Linked DNA regions of Mus musculus: region 2 is linked to region 1. Evidence: chromatin loops called from intact Hi-C (ENCODE). Cell type or tissue: heart. All regions are shown on one strand. Each heading gives the region's core, and the rest is flanking DNA. Links, peaks and the distances in the headings are about the cores only.

Evidence for each region. Peaks named below come from ENCODE experiments on the same cell type or tissue, not always from the same donor. Only the 100,000 strongest peaks of a DNase experiment are listed, where the experiment ranks them.
Region 2: a loop joins it to region 1, with 6 times the contacts of the local background. A loop is called at or near these places in 2 of 42 quality-filtered maps.

Annotation. Positions count from the first base shown.
Region 1 is chr15:37,459,879-37,462,796 of GRCm38, forward strand. It overlaps a transcript of Ncald not described here. Among named protein-coding and RNA genes, the nearest start is that of Ncald, 2.0 kb to the left of the region's middle. In heart, for the core only: a CTCF peak has its summit at 1,348 (motif pointing right); no DNase peak of the experiment used is centred there.
Region 2 is chr15:37,826,577-37,829,494 of GRCm38, forward strand. No RefSeq gene overlaps it. Among named protein-coding and RNA genes, the nearest start is that of Gm35019, 80 kb to the right of the region's middle. In heart, for the core only: a CTCF peak has its summit at 1,291 (motif pointing left); no DNase peak of the experiment used is centred there.

The DNA.
Region 1 (2,918 bases), core at 293-2,792:
CGAGAGCATGCCGATGAAAGATGGTGTGGCTGAAGGAGCCTGACAGGAAGGAAGCATGCTGCAAAAAGCAGGGTAGATAAAGCCAAGTCGCATGCCACCTAAGATTCCTTGCAAAAATGATGACCAGAACACTTCCACAAGGGCACAACTTTAGAAGGACCTGGAGATGATGAGAAAAGGGGCCAGACCCCTCCGCAGGTCCCACACTCTACCCTCCCACGATTCTCTGGTCCATAACGGACTGAGGGAGTTTCATGTTGAGTGACTGGTTCGGCATCCCACAGATGGAATCTCCCTACCACAGAGGAGTCAACAGTGCAGCCCACCTGTTCCCAAATTACAGCTTCATTGCCTTCAGGGACACGTTAGCTGATCTTTAGCTCTGTGTGAGTGCTTATGACCCAGTTCGTTCTCATTCTTAATTAACAGGAAGCCAATTAAACAAAATTGAGTAAAACCCATAGGAAGGCATTATGAAAAACCCATTTAGAAAATGTGGACTCATTCAAAAAACAAAGGAGCTGAAAGGTGGGGAGAAGAAAGAGGTGGTGTGCCTGGGTCATTAGGACTATACACAGACACAGTCACACACACACGCACACGCACACACACACACACTGCGCCTGCACGTGCAAGCATACAAACATGTGCACACACACATAAATGCATGCACACACTCATATTCATATGTGTAACACACTCACACATGTGTGCATACACACACTATGAGATATGAGTGACTCTGTGGCCAACTGGTTTTGTTCTGTGACTCTGTCTTCAGTAGAATAGAAGCTGATCTTTCACAGGACTAATGGCCTATCTGCTTGGCCACAGAAGCATCCCGTTCCCCCATTCCATCTTCCATGCTAGCTCCAATGAAGAGAGAGAATGGGTTTTTATTGGAAGTTATTTTTCTGATGCTATTGGTTGTACCGTGGCAAATGTAAAGGCAAAGTGTAAAGTTAGATTCTTTACTTTCAGACTGAAGACAGTCAGGAATGGACCTACTTGTTAGAATGACAGCAGCTGAACCCAGTGTCTGTGCAAATTGGTTTGAATGCCTTATAAGGGGCAGACTTAAGCAACAGGTCTATTTTCTAGACTTGTGTTCTACATATAATTCTGGTTCTCTGTTTAGGAGTGTGGGTCCTTGCTCTGGGCTGGGAGGGAGGAAGGTGTAGGAAGGGAAGTGTAGGTGTCCAGGGATCAAGTTCTCCCTGCTGGCTGCCTGACTTGACTTAGCCCAGGCTCTGAAGCTATGCTGCCTTGTCAATCGTTTCTCCATTTTATTCAGTTTAATATCAAGAAAATAAAACTGCAATGTCACCCTCTACCAGTAGGTGGTGTCCTCTGAAGCAAGACATTCTCAGAACCTCTACATTTCAATACTTTAAACAAATTTGTTTATTCTGAGTCTCCTATCATGTTTATAAGTATGCTTCACTGTACATAGACTTAGGTTTAAATTGCTGGCAGGTTAGGTAACCACTGGACCGTTATTCACCACTAGAAGATGTGTGTACGTAGACCTATTTCCTGTAGCATGCACCCAACCCTCAGCCACCCATTCTCCTCTGTAAACCACATAGGATTGAGTTTTTTGCTTACATATAAGGAAGGGAGCAGTCTTCTGTAGGGTTAAAACCATAGCATGATCTCCTTGGAGCTCAGACATTTGGCTAATTAGTTTAAGGTAACAGGCAGCACACAAGCGCCTTCGCCCACGACACTGCCTTACACTGAATATGTGTCATCTCTTTTTTCTGAATGCCAGGTCATTTTTGAGGTTAAAATGACTCACCTGTTTTTAAAATATGCACTCAAACACAGGTCTCCCTGATAATTTTACTTGCCACAAACGAAGGCAGGTCCAACTATTATTATTCTGACTGTTTTGCCAGCAACACGGGGTAAATGCCACTGAATGAGCTTCGCGTGCATCAACTAGCACATGCTTTGAGCTGTGAGGAGATAATTCTAGTCAGCCCGAAACCCCCCAATACTGCTAGGCAGTGATGTCAGGGCCTCTACTGTCTTAGCATCAGTGGGAGGCTCTGTATCTATTCTTGCAGCTCTCTGCCTCAAATCTTATCTCTTATGATTGGACCTTGGTCAAGTTATAAAAGTGCCCCTAGCAGCAGTGCCCACATGACAAGGTTGTTGAATTACAAGGGAAATAGATGATACAATTTGGACACCTGCCACAGGGCAGGGGCTCAATGTGTCTGCCAGCTCTTGTTTATCTGCCCAGCTCGGATGCTCGTCTGAAGACCTTCAGGGCAGGAGTCTTATTTTTATGATGCCAGTGGTTAGAACAGAGCCCAGGCACAGCAAGGGCTCACGGATGACTCATGGATTAGGGAAAGAATGCGGAGCAACAGGAACACAAGATGCTTTTCTTTTTCAAATAACATGGAAGAGAGGCTTTCTGTGAGCCCTCTACAACCAATGAGGCAGAAGGGAAAAACAGAAGACAAAAGTGTTGAGTTCTCACGAAATCTTCTAACAATGGATGGTTCCAAGTAAATCAATCTAACCCTAGCTAAGTCACGAGTAAGTTATATGCTGACATTCCTTACTGGGTCTGCCACTGGTATCAAACCCAGGTCCTTGTGATCGATGCAGAGTACTCTATCAAATGAATTATAGGCTCCTAGTTTTAATTTTTTTTATGAGGGGGAGAAAGATTTTCAGCATCCAGGAATTGTAGAGTCTTTATCTAGCTTTGTTCTAGGAGTAATAAGACACAGGGAAAAATAAAATGAGGAAGATTTGGATGAAGGAAGATGAGTAAGGTGAGACAGTGAAAAGATTAACAATAAAATGATCCCCACGTCATGGTGACCACGGTGGGCTCACACGTGTAGCCACAGGCACTGGGGATTTGCTTCCTAGCATTCGAACTAGAACTAGCATGT
Region 2 (2,918 bases), core at 282-2,781, 370 kb after region 1:
TGCAGATGTGGCAGAACAATAGACTTTACCTAGGTCAAAGACTCCACCGGAGGTGGGCTAGCAACTGTGGCAAGCCAGGTCTGAGCAGCCTGCAGCCTGCAAAAAGCTGGGGGAAGGGCACAGAGCGGGGGAGGGGGTCTCCTCTCTCCCTCTCCCTCTCCCTCTCCCTCTCCCTCTCCCTCTCCCTCTCCCTCTCCCTCTCCCTCTCCCTCTCCCTCTCCCTCTCCCTCTCCCCCTCTCCCCCTCTCCCTCTCTCTCTCTCTCTCTCTCTCTCTCTCTCTCTCTCACACACACACACACACACACACACACCTTCAGAGCTATTGGCCTAAGGAGAGGAGCCATTGATCTAACTAAGCTTTCACAATCACATTGTTTAGATAGGAGGAACCTGGAAACCACCTGAATGTCTAAAAGCAGAGGCAGGGATGAGCAAGATGGCTTCCATAATGGCTGCTCTGAAACCATTTGAAGATGTGTTTATGGATGGTGTTGACTCTAGGTTACACAGGCCTGAAACACTGTTCATAAAGTGATAAAGTACAGAACGTCAAGTGCAACGCTATCTTGACTATCCACAAATACAGCCTTTGTATCATCATTAGCCAAGTAAAACATGCGAATGTAATCATTTCAAGTTTAGTATGTATAAAATTAAAGCACTTGACTCAATATCCGACTTTGAAAAGGGTGAGGTGTAAGGTCTGTCAAATTACTTGAAAGGGCTATTTCAGGGACACTAGAATATTTATATACATATATGTAGGAAAATATTCCATTTATTTTTATTTATTTTTGAGATAGGGCCATGCAGTGTAGGCTAGCTCATTCTTGAACTCACAGAGGTATCCTTGCCTCTGCCTTCCAGGTACTGGGATTAAAGGCATCTACTGCTCCAATATATTTCCTTTTTTCATTAATTTATTTATCCATTCACTTTCCATCCTGATTGCACCCAGTATATTTTTTAATTAAAAAGTATTAGTTTATAATGTACTCTATTCTGAGTCCAACTCTCAGCAGAATTAGGTAGGGCCTGAGACAATAAATACTCCAGAAAGGTCACAATGTATTCTAATAGGGATGGTTTTCCACTCCATTCTATGGAAAAGACTAAAGGGGGTCTGTTTGTTTTAGGTCTATGTGTGTGGCAGAGTGCTTATGTTCAGTTGGCTGGTACCAGGAATTGAACCCAGGACTTCCTCCATGTTGAACACAAGCTATACCACTGAACTATCTATCCCCAGGCCCTAAAGCAGCAGTTTTCAACTGTGAGTCATGACCCCTGGTGGTGGTGGTGGTGGTGGGAGGTAACATACTGTACATTTTCGCTAAGATTCATACAATAGCAAAATTACAGTTATGAAGTAGCAACAAAATAACTTTATATTTGGGAGGTCACCACAACATGAGGAACTGCTTTGAAGCGTGGCAGCGTTAGGAAGGTTGAGAACCACTGCAACTACAGGTTTTCTTTTTCATTGTGGTTTTGGAATCATTAAGTTTCAGGAACACTTACAATACAGTCCTGTGAGATAGTTTGTGAACAGAGCAACGGATCTTAGTGAAATTACTTACCTTGAGCTGTTATTTTTGTTTTAAATGTTTTAACATTTAGCTGTTGCTTACCGTGTAGGAAAAGGAACAAAGAAGAAACTGAGGCACATTGGCTAAAACCCATCCCAGTTGCCATAGTTGGAGTTTCACTGCTGTGATAAACACCATGACCAAGAGCAACTTGGGGAGGAAGGGGTTATTTCACCTTACAGCTTATTGTCAAAGCAGGAACCCAGAGGCAGGAACTCAAACAGAGGCCATGAAGGAATACTGCTTACTGGCTGTTTCCCTGTGGCTCACTCGGCCTTCTTTCTTATGCTACTCAGGGCCACACACCTGGGATGGCCCTGTGCTCAGTGGCTTGGGCCCTTCCACTTCAATCATTAATGAAGAAAATGCCCCCACAGACTTGCATACAGACAATCTGATGAGACATTTTTTTCAATTGAGGTTCTCCTTCCTAAATGACTCTAGCTTGTGTCATGTTGGGAAAACAAACAAGCAAACCCTAACCAGGACACTATTCTTAAGAAGAGCAATCACTACATTTGTAGTCATTAGCCTGATTACAAACATCAACTTGGGCCAGTTCATCCCCATCATAGCTCAGTGGAGATCAGACTTTGGGGAGGTATTTATAATGCTTCTTGTAGGGAGTGGGTTTACACAACTTCAGGAGCTGGCTAGCCAAGAGCAGGAGCTGCAGGCCAAACCAGGAGGAAGGTCAGGGCAGAACAGCCACCCTGAGAGGAAGCAGCTGAACAGGCAACATCTGGTCTTCCTCTGGGAAGCCAACGTGCTCTGCTCACAGGTCGTTTGACTAAATAAGATATCTATCTTACCTAAAGCCAATTGGCTGTGAACTTAAATCATATCCAGGAGGAGGAGCGGAGTGGGGGGAGCAGGAGGAAGAGGAGGAGGAGGAGGAGGAGGAAGAGGGGAGAGGAGAGCGAGGGAGAGGAGAGGAGAGAGAGAGAGAGAGAGAGAGAGAGAGAGAGAGAGAGAGAGAGAGAGAGAGAGAGAGAGAACCTCTATGTTGCATGCTGACACCAAGGAGAGTGGCTAATGAATAACTCAGTTCAGTCTAATAAAGTCATGTGGCAAGAGAACATCACATTCCACCCCTGAAAACTCGATTTTGAATATATCTCCTTAAATTATTTATCTACAAATAAAGACAAAAGCAATGCCATACTTTTGCTTAATGTGATACAGTTATCCTATTTACAACCAAAACGAAACCAACCCTTTCCCCAAAGGAAGATACAAGGCCATCTTCACTGTTCTCCACAAAAACATGCTGTGTCAGACAATAAGAGGTAAAACTGATCCTGGTCCTTGCTGGAGGCAGCACTTTAGAG